Regions from separate parts of the Mus musculus genome. Here region 2 is linked to region 1. Evidence: chromatin loops called from intact Hi-C (ENCODE). Cell type or tissue: gastrocnemius. All regions are shown on one strand. Each heading gives the region's core, and the rest is flanking DNA. Links, peaks and the distances in the headings are about the cores only.

Region 1 (4,891 bases), core at 803-3,302:
TGAATTCCAGGATAGCAAGAGCTATACAGAGAAACCCTTCCCTCCCCCATTTTTTTATTAATTTTTTGAGATAGATGAAGATGATCATGAAGGAAGTAAAAGTAGGAGATACACCTGGCTACAACTGAGAGTTTAAAAAAAAATCTGGCTGGTGGATATGGGAGCCCCAATAGAGAGAACTCCATTTTTTTTTTTTTTTTTTTTTGGCCTGGCTGGGCATTTTGTTTTCTTTGCCTTGAGTACCCTTCCCCACTTCATTTAACATCCTACCATTCACCCTAGGTCATCTTATCTGTGGACCCCTTCCTCTTATTTGTTTTGGTTTTATAATACAGGGCCTCAGACTCACAGGGATCCTCCTGTCTCAACTCCTGAGAGGTTGGGATAACTGTCATGAGTCACTTTACCCAGCCCTTGGGTCTCTCCAGGACTACTTAGTTGATTTCCTTGTGTTTCTGCCCCCCCCCCGCCCCCATAGCAGATGTTGTTTCCTGGTCCCTCCCATAGGTGTGTGAATTCAGTGACTTAAAGCCAGTCTGGGTCAGCACTGCACCTGCGCGGCAAATGCGGTATCTGTGGCTGCTCATAGATAACAAGAACTTCAGCTGACCTCGGGGGAAACCGAAGGAAACACGGGGAAAAGACCAGCAAGTCAGGGAGCTTTGAGGGCGACTATCATCCTCGGACCACATCATCTTTTTTAACTTCAGTCCTTTTCTTGGTGTTGCTACTTGTAGGTTCTGGGAGAAAAGACCGGCCGCTACCAATCTGTCAAACACGGATCAGTCAATTTGTAGGTTGAGGCTCCGCCCCTTAGACCTAGACTCCGCCTCCCCATCCTCCGCGGTTGGGGTCTGGGCCTGGCGGCGACGCCCAGGACGCCGCATGCGCACTGAGGGCCCCAAGGACTCCGTTTCCCTTCTCCCAATGGCGGGCGTCGGTCCCCTTCCCGGCAGCCTCCCTCGGGTAGAGGGCGCGTCATTTCCGGTGGGGAAGGCCCGCGGCCGCCGCCGCCATTTCGGGCGCTGCTGGGAGGCTGACACCGGAGCCGGTCCGCTGGGCGGCGGGCGCCAGGGCTGGAGGGGCGCGCGTGCCGGCGGCGGCCCAGCGTGAAAGCGCGGAGGCGGCCATGGCGGGCAACTTCGACTCGGAGGAGCGGAGTAGCTGGTACTGGGGCCGCCTGAGCCGGCAGGAGGCGGTGGCGCTATTGCAGGGCCAGCGGCACGGGGTGTTCCTGGTGCGGGACTCGAGCACCAGCCCCGGGGACTATGTGCTTAGCGTCTCCGAAAACTCGCGCGTCTCCCACTACATCATCAACAGCAGCGGCCCGCGCCCTCCAGTGCCTCCGTCGCCCGCTCAGCCTCCGCCGGGTGAGGGACAGGCGGGTGGGAGGCCCGGGCGGGGGTGAGGGCCGTAGAACCCTGGTCTGCTGCAGGAGGGACGTGGGCAGAGAGGGCTAGAGTGAACCTGGCGGGGGAGCTGTCTTCTGAGCAAGCTGGTTCCCACCGATGAGCGGGATTGTGGGGGAGGAGGAGCTGCTCACCGAGGCCTCTGGGTGTGCCTTGGGAGCCGGGGAAGGGGAACTGCTGCGGCCCCGGGGTGGGGCTGGGCGCCAGGGTCAGGCCCAAGGGCAGGGCAGGGCTAGGCAACTTGGGGACAATGAGTTAATGGGGATGTTACGGGGACATCATTTGGCAGTGGTACTCAGAATGGCTCTGCTAATCCTACAAGTGGCTTTTAGGCTTGAAACGTTTCCTGCAGTGTTAGAGCCGGGTTTGGCCATACTCCCCTGGTGGCCTTCGGTAGGAAGTCACCACGTACTGACTGGCTGGCTGGGAGGGATGGAGACACCCTCAGGAAGCCGGTCAGCTTTTTCCTTTCTTGGGCATTTTTCCAAAATATCTTTACCGTGCTCTTCCCTTGTGGAAGGTGGTGAACTAAGTGACTTGGTGATAGAAAAAAAATCCTTCTGTGACCAGCCCCGCGTAATTGAAGCCTAGCAGGCAAATTGTGTCCAAGAGGTTTTAAGTGTCCAAAAAAACTGCCCGCTGCAACTAGAGTTTCTAGTTTCAAAGTGATTAGTGGAGGAAGATTTTTTTCCTTTAGAAAACAAACAAACAAACAAACAAACAGGCATAAGCCAGTGAGAACAACCTTGGAAGTGAATGGCACTTCATTCTCCCTGGATTTACTTAAAAAGTGTCAGACACGTACTTCTGGGTCTTTTCTTGCTCTCTAAGTTGGTGTTGTGGTCAAAATCTTCCAGGATATGAGAACAGACCTGGCTAGCAGATAAACACCAAGAATAATTATCCCACTGTTTCCTCGTCAAGGACCATTGAGTTTTAACTGTCTTAGCTGTCTTATTGCAGTTGTCTTGGCAATGTTAAGGGAATTCATGCACTTAGCCCTTGACGTTTATGAGATGAACAGTGATTCTGAGATTTCTGTTGTCTCTGTGTATAACAGCACCAAGCTTCTTGCTTTCTGGATGTTTGAAGTGTAAGCTTTTTCCTTCTAGAGCTGAGCTAGTCTCATGAATGGAGACTCACTGGTTAGCCTTGTAGCAGACTTGCATTTTTGGGATAGCTCTAATTTAGATTTACTCCCTTTGGCCACAAAGTGGGATTCGACGGTTCTTTGTGTTAGCACACAAGTTAAGGGGAAAATTTGAGTATTGAAGTCTTTTTAGTTAACAGATATAGACCTTTCTACGTCTTGTTGTTTTTTTTTTTTTTAAGATTTATTTATTATATGTAAGTACACTGTAGCTGTCTTCAGACACACCAGAAGAGGGTATCAGATCTCATTACAGATGGTTGGAAGCCACCATGTGGTTGCTGGGATTTGAACTCAGGACCTCTGGAAGAGCAGTCAGTGCTCTTAACCATCTCCAGCCCCTTGTTGGTTTGATAATATAAAATCAGATAGGAATATTAATGCAACACAATTGCCCTAAACAAAGTAAATTCTATATTTGTGCTATCTGTAAAATAATCTATTGTTTTGTGCTAAGTGCAATAGTAAGATGAAATAGTAAGATGAAATTCAATTCTCATCCAGATTTCATAGTTCATGCTTCTAATCTTGGCACCTAGGAGGCTGGTGCAAGAAGATTTTTAAAAGTTCCAGGCCATCCTGGGAAACTTAGAAAGACTGCCTCAAAGTAAAAGTTATGTGAAGGGTTGTGACTGGGGATCTAGTTGAGTGGTAGTTTATTTGCCTGGCATTTGGGCAGGCTAGGTTTTATTCCCAATAGTTGGGGGTGAGGGATTCAGTCCTCTGCTTTCTCTGTATTTTATTAGAAAATGTGGGAAAAGCATTAGGCAGGCTTATTAGTTTAATAGTTCTCTATACCTGGGCATTGTGGTTTTATATCTCAGTAGCTCCACCTTTTCAAAATAGGTGGTTGGCCTCAAAGAGGAGAAGATTGCCAGTTTGTGGGTTAGGTGTGGAAAGTTCATTGGCTTTGTGGCAATTTGTTCTGTCACGTTCCCCAATTTCTCTATAGGTCAGTCAGTTCACTTGCTAGTTTTTGTTGTTGTTGTTTGTTTGTTTGTTTTTTGTTTGTTCGAGACAGGGTTTCTCTGTGTAGCTCTGGCTGTCCTGGAACTCACTTTGTAGACCAGGCTGGCCTCGAACTCAGAAATCCATCTGCCTCTGCCTCCCAAGTGCTGGAATTAAAGGCATGCGCCACCACTGCCCAGCTGCTTGCTGTCTTTATGATGGTTACTTAATCGCTGTCCTTCTCCCCATTAAGCTGGTTTTCTTTTGAAGCCACACAGGAATTACTTGAGTTTTAGAGAGGCGTGTATAGTGTATAATTTTAATAGTTAACACTTATTGGTTGATTATTGTATGCTAGATGCTTTGCTAAATGTGGTGTATGCCTTATATAATTCACTGTCAGTGAAACAATCCAATGAGTGAAATATTACAATCTCCATTTATTAAAGTATTTTCTTGGTGCAGGGGGAGAGGAACTAGAAATCTAGTAACTTGTAACATTCAGTATAAGCCAGAATTTGAACTAGACAGGGTGACCTGAGAACTGACCATGTGTTGTATAGTTTTGATAGTCTTTGTTTATTTGCTTTGGGATCGATGCAGTGCACATAGGAAACCCCATTCTTTTGTTTTGAGACAGGGTCTCATTCTGCAGTCCGAGCTGGCCTGCAATTCTCTACATAGACCAGTCTGGCTTTGAACTCAGAAAAATTCTTTTGCTTCTGCCTCCTGAGTACTATAGGAGCCAGCAGCATGGCTCAGTAGGTAAAAGCACACGCCTTGTAAACTTGGAGTTAAGAGAGGGAACCCTGAAGGTTGTTCTGACCTCTGCATGCCCACATCATTCCTGCACATCTATAGTTCTGGCTGGCCTAGAACTCATTATACTGTGTGCACACACTGTAAGAGACATGTGGGTAAGATAGGCCATGGATTGTCACTTTATCCCAGTAACCTTTTTAAATTTGAGATAGGATCTTTTCGTAGCCCTGACATGGGACTAACTATGTAGACCAGGCTAATTTCTTTCTTTCTTTTCTTTTTTCTACCCCCCCCCCCCCCCCCAGGGTTTCTCTGTATAGCCCTGGCTGTCCTGGAACTCACTCTGTAGACTAGGCTGGCCTCGAACTCAGAAATCCACCTGCCTCTGCCTCCCGAGTGCTGGGACTTTCTTTTCTTTTTAAAAAAGATTTATTTATTATTGTATGTAAGTACACTGTAGCTGTCTTCAGACACTCAGAAGAGGGAGTCAGATTTGTTACGGATGGTTGTGAGCCACCATGTGATTGCTGGGATTTGAACTCAGGACCTTCTCTCCAACTCCCAGACTAATTTCTAACTTGTGAAGATCCTCCTGTCTTTGCCTCACTGTTGATATTACAGG
Region 2 (4,891 bases), core at 923-3,422, 92 kb before region 1:
AAGTCCTTTCTGAGCCACTATCTCGGGTAGTTCTCTCACATTGCACCCAGGTATCCTTCAGGTACCCCTCTCGGTGAGTACCCCTGTTTGCCAGCCACTTTGCTGTGTCTGAGTGCTATTCACTCAGGCTCCCGGGCCTGCTTTTCTTCCTCCCTTGCTCTCACCCTGTTGCCCTCTTGGCCAATTGGCCAACAAGTCCTGTTTTGCTTTGCTTTGTTTTGTTTTTCCCCTATCCTGAATGCTCCCCGGATTTCTGCCACTACCTCTTCCCTAGTCTCCCTGCCTACATTTGGCCCCATCCAGCCCTCTCTTCTTCCCTTCCTGACCCCACCATTCAGGGAGAAACCGTCTCATGCATCTCATAGCACTCCTGAAACCCCTGGATGCCCTCCCCTGGCCTGCAGCCCACACTATCATCAGCCACGGAGGAACCTATTCCTTCCTAGCTCTTCAGCCTCCAGACTCAATGTTCCCGTTACGTTACTTCTGCTAGTCCGGAGCTCCTCAGTTGTTTCATCAGCTTTACGTGAGCTGGGGTCATCTGTGAAGAGGGAACCTCAGTTGAGAAAACCTTCCCATCAGATTTGCCTTTAGGTAAGCCTGTGGGGCCTTTTTTAGATTAACGGTTGCTATGGGAGGGCTCAGTTCACCCTGGCAGGTACAGTGCCTGGCCAGGTGGTCCTGGGTTGTACAAGAAAGCAGGTTGAGCAAGCCAGTTCAGCAGCTTTCCTCCGTAGCCTCTGCTTCAGTTCCTGCCTTCGGGTTCCTGTAATGTTTTTCCTTGCTAATGGACTCTAGTCTCAAAGTCGTAATAAACCCTTTTCTCCCCAAGTTACCTTTGGTCATGGTCTTTATCACAGCAACAGAAAACCACACTAGGACAAGTCCCTGAATGCAGCCTGTTCCTGACTCCGGCCCTTACGTGTGTCCTTTCTGCTGTGCATGGTCTTCCCCAGCATCTTGTGGATCTCTGGGATGCCGTCCCTCAAGGGACTCCTCACATACACCAGGTGCTGTCCAGTGTGATCCCATCAAACACAACTTCCACCTCCCACCCGTACCCCAAAGCCTGCTGCCAAGCTACCGTTTTCTTCTCTTTCTGGGATTCTGGGATTGAACCTAGGGCCTCCTGCATACGAGGCAAGTGCTCTGACGAGCCACATCCCAACCCTCTCTTCAGCTTTTATGAGACAGCAACTTACTAAGTTTTTCAGGCAGGCTTTGAACGTTCCATCCTTCTGCCTCAGCTCCCAGACAGCTAGGAATTCCCAGACAGCTAGCCTGTACCACTAGCTCTGGCAGCCCCTTTCCTTCCAAGTGCCTGCTACCCCAGCCATCACCTGCCTCCCCTCCATTTGATTACCAGCTCCCTAGGGGCAAGATAGTGCCAGCCTTCTTCTCTCTATTCAGGATATCACAGGCTCTGGTACACAGCAGCCCCACAGCCAATGGTTAGTGGGTGGATGAGAAGACACTAAGATTTTATGTTAGAATCTCAGCTCTACCCAGCACTCAGGAGCCAGAGGCAGGTGGATCTTTGTGAGTTCGAGGCCAACCTGGTCTACAGCGCAAGTTCCAGGACAGCCAGAGCTATATAGTGAGTTCCTGTCTGAAAAAAAGAAAAAAAAAAAATCAAATCTCAGCTACATCATGAAAACACTGTGATGAGCAAATCTAACTTATGCAGCCTTCTTGCCTGTAAACGAGGGCAGTAACAGTATCTTTCTGGTGGAGATGTGGAGTCACGTATTTAGAGGAAGTATATACACACTTGTTTGGTTTTGGTTTCTTGGTGAATCCAAATTAGGCAAGTGCTTCGTGGTTGAACTAAATCTCAAACTCCCTCATTTTATTTTTGACATGCTTGGCTCTCAGTACACCCACCAGCGAAGTCCAAGCATATAGGCACAGTAGCTCCTGATGCAGAAGAGTATTCATACCAAACATGTCTCTTTACCTCTTGACTACCAAACCAGACCTGGGCCCAGATGCTGACACGGACCCGGAGCCACGGCCCATTTAAGGGTGGAGGGGTGGACCCGGGAAGGCCCCGCCCCGCGTGAGGTCAACGCGCACTGCTGCGTCTGACGCTTTGGTTGCCGCAGAGACGCCCCGCCCCCGCGTGGCGCTGCGGAACCGGAGCTCCGGGCGGCGTCGGCAGAGGCGCGGGAGGTGGTGAGGCCAGGGCAGGGCGACAGGAGCCCGCGCGGCGACCGCAGCGAGAGCAGCGGGGACAGAGCAGACCACGACGAAGGCGCACAGGCAGCGGGGCCGGGCCGGGCCACCGGGAGAGCGGCCACCGGGTAGCGGGCGGGAGGCCGGGCTGGCAGCTGGCAGCCGCCGAGCCGCGAAGCGACATGGTGCTGCTCAAGGAGTAGTGAGTGTCGGGTCGGCTGTGCGGAAGCGAGGCGGAAGGGAGGGTCGGGATGACGGCGGCGAAGGCAGATCGCCTGCCGGGGGATGGAGAACACCGGATGGGGCTGTTGGGCCGCTTAGCAGGGGCGGAGAGGACAGCGGGGGCTGGACGGGGCCTGAGGTGGGGCCGGAGGGGCCCGAAGGGGCCAGAGGGTGACAGACAGCACCTGAGGTGGGATCGAATAGGTCGGAGAGGAGGCTGAGAACCGGTGCGGGCCGGTCAGGGCCTGAGGAGGGGTCAAGGGGATAGGGAGATCCAGAGGAGACATTAGGAGGGGCATGGGGAATGGAGAGCGCTGGATGTGGTGTGGCCCTATGGTGGACGCTGTGGGATGAAGGAGCAGGCAGAACTGCCTGAAGGACCGAGGAGTTGTGTAAGGGACCAAGGAGCAGTGGGACAAGGGCAGGCAGCGCCGGTGAGTTGACTGACGCTGGGGAGGGGTTTGAGGCTGAGCTGTACCAAGGGGCAGGGAAGATCAGATAAGGTAGCTCTTGGAATGGAGTTGAGGTGGTGGGGAGGGGTGTTGAGGCGGAACCTGGGGCATGGACAGTGGCTGCCTGAGGCAGCAGAGGAAAAGGGATTGTAATAATTGGTTGCAGAAAAAAGGACTTCAGTCAAAGCCACGCTTGGGTGATGGGATGGGCAAAAGAGTATAGGGGACTGGATGACAGGGTGGGGATGGCATGGTACCCAAGTAGGTGCAGAAGAGGAGGCTTTTGCAAGAAGTTCAGCATGCCTGCTTAGGACTTGGCAACACTTGAATGAAGAGTCTAGAAAATACTGGGCAGGTTCTAAAGTGATGTGAAGGAGTGTGGGTAAGAGAGAAGGGCATTAAGTTAGCAGGGCCCAGGACCGTCCAGGAAGATGATTAAGAATGAATGTGCCTGCTAATGGAAGTGGTGGGGACCAAGACAAGGCTATCCAAGCCTACAGGATGCTGGATGGTGCTGTTTGGAGGAATTGAGGTCCCATAAATGTTTTGGGGGGTGTGGAGCTGTTGATATGGGGGATGGGCAGGGCTTGCAAGGAGATAGATGTTTGTTTGCTCCTGGCTGTCGGGGTGGAGCGGAGGGTGTATTTTGATTGACAGTATGACCTACTCCTGAGGATCATGGTTCTGAGTGGACATCCCAGGGCTTTCTGCTCTCCTCCAGGAGAAATTGGATGTGTGCATAGCCTTTATGGTGTCGATAAGCTTTCCTAGAGGGATGGGCAAGTGGGGCAGCATTGGGCCCTAAGCTACCCAAGTTCAGAAATGGGATATGTCCAAGTAGAGAGAAACTTGGGAAACTCTTATGGCCAAGTGTGCAGAGGGCACTTTGTCTCTCCCCCCCAGGGTTTTCTCCTTGGAGGTGATGAGATGTTGAAGACACAGTGTAGTTTGAATGGCACACAGAAGAGAGCCCGGTGTCATCCTACCTTGACTCTCGAGAACATTTGGAGGCCCCAGTCTTGAGAGCAGCTAATCCAGCCAGAGCCCAGAGCTTCCTGTGGTGAAGAGCAAGAACGCTTGGGTGCCAGTGTTCTCCAAGGAGAACATGGTGCGCTCTGCATTTTAACCCATAGTCTCCAAACGAACGAACGAGTTCTTCTCACTTTTCAGATTAAAAAAAATCTCACTTGAATCCTACAGTCTGTAGAAATGTGTAGTTTTGTAAAGGTCAAACTGGGGAAAGAAAGGCCTTTTGAGGAGACAAGTGAGCCTGGGAGGCAGGTGCTCCTTTCTCATTCTTTGTTCTCCTCACTTGAAGCCTGTCAGGGAAAGGACCAAGGGTGCTGGCAATACGGAACCTGCCGGGCATCTGTGTTTCTGTGTGACGGACAGGGTTCCCTGTGTGTGCATCCCTGGGCAGGAGGGGGCATCCAGATACTTGGCTGTGGGTTGCAGCACTGCAGCCCTGAGACGGACACACGTGAAGGTCATGTCATGGTGAGCATGGCACCAGTCTTGGCCCAGCTGGGCCTCTGCCCTATCCTTTCCCATTGTCCCCCGTGGCTGCTGAGGTGGTTCTGTTCCGAGGGAGCAAGGGAGAAATGTCTGGGTGTGCAGGTGGAAGCAGGCTCAGAGCATCCTTGAAGGCGCTGGACTGTAACTAGTCTGTTCTAAGGGACGGCTTGGACCTCAAGGTTGTCCCTGTTTCTTTTTCTGACACTTCCTCCAACAGGATTTTCCCGGATTTGAGTTCTGCAAATTCTTCGATGTGATTTTTGCTGTGTTCTTGAAGATAAAAGGCGTATTGTTTTCTAGGAAGTTTCTTCTGAGGGTGCAGAAATTCTGCCCTCTAAGTTGGAAGTACTTCTATGTACCGTTGCTTTCCTGTAATGGGAGGATTTACGTTATTTGAGTCTTTCTGGAGGAAGGGAAATTAGCAGGCAGTAAAGACTTGAAGCCCGATTTATTTATTTATTTATTTATTTTCCTGCTGCCTTTTCTGCTTGATGCCTGGCATTTGCTGTGATGTTTCCTCAGGTCTC

What was found. A loop is a pair of places that touch in the nucleus more often than their neighbours do. Peaks named below come from ENCODE experiments on the same cell type or tissue, not always from the same donor. Only the 100,000 strongest peaks of a DNase experiment are listed, where the experiment ranks them.
Region 2: a loop joins it to region 1, with 2.3 times the contacts of the local background. A loop is called at or near these places in 1 of 42 quality-filtered maps.

What each region holds. Positions count from the first base shown.
Region 1 is chr11:75,678,295-75,683,185 of GRCm38, forward strand. It overlaps Crk (v-crk avian sarcoma virus CT10 oncogene homolog), which reads left to right and starts at 965. Exons shown (of 3, transcript NM_133656.5): 1 at 965-1,370. The coding sequence starts at 1,130. In gastrocnemius, for the core only: CTCF peaks have their summits at 1,185 and 1,802; DNase peaks (open chromatin) are centred at 909 and 1,471; H3K4me3 peaks cover 2,500 bases; H3K27ac peaks cover 2,500 bases.
Region 2 is chr11:75,585,976-75,590,866 of GRCm38, forward strand. It overlaps Pitpna (phosphatidylinositol transfer protein, alpha), which reads left to right and starts at 2,104. Exons shown (of 12, transcript NM_008850.2): 1 at 2,104-2,377. The coding sequence starts at 2,358. It overlaps 4931413K12Rik (RIKEN cDNA 4931413K12 gene), which reads right to left. Exons shown (of 2, transcript NR_166698.1): 2 at 4,049-4,733. In gastrocnemius, for the core only: a CTCF peak has its summit at 2,161; DNase peaks (open chromatin) are centred at 2,082 and 2,827; H3K4me3 peaks cover 1,878 bases; H3K27ac peaks cover 2,215 bases.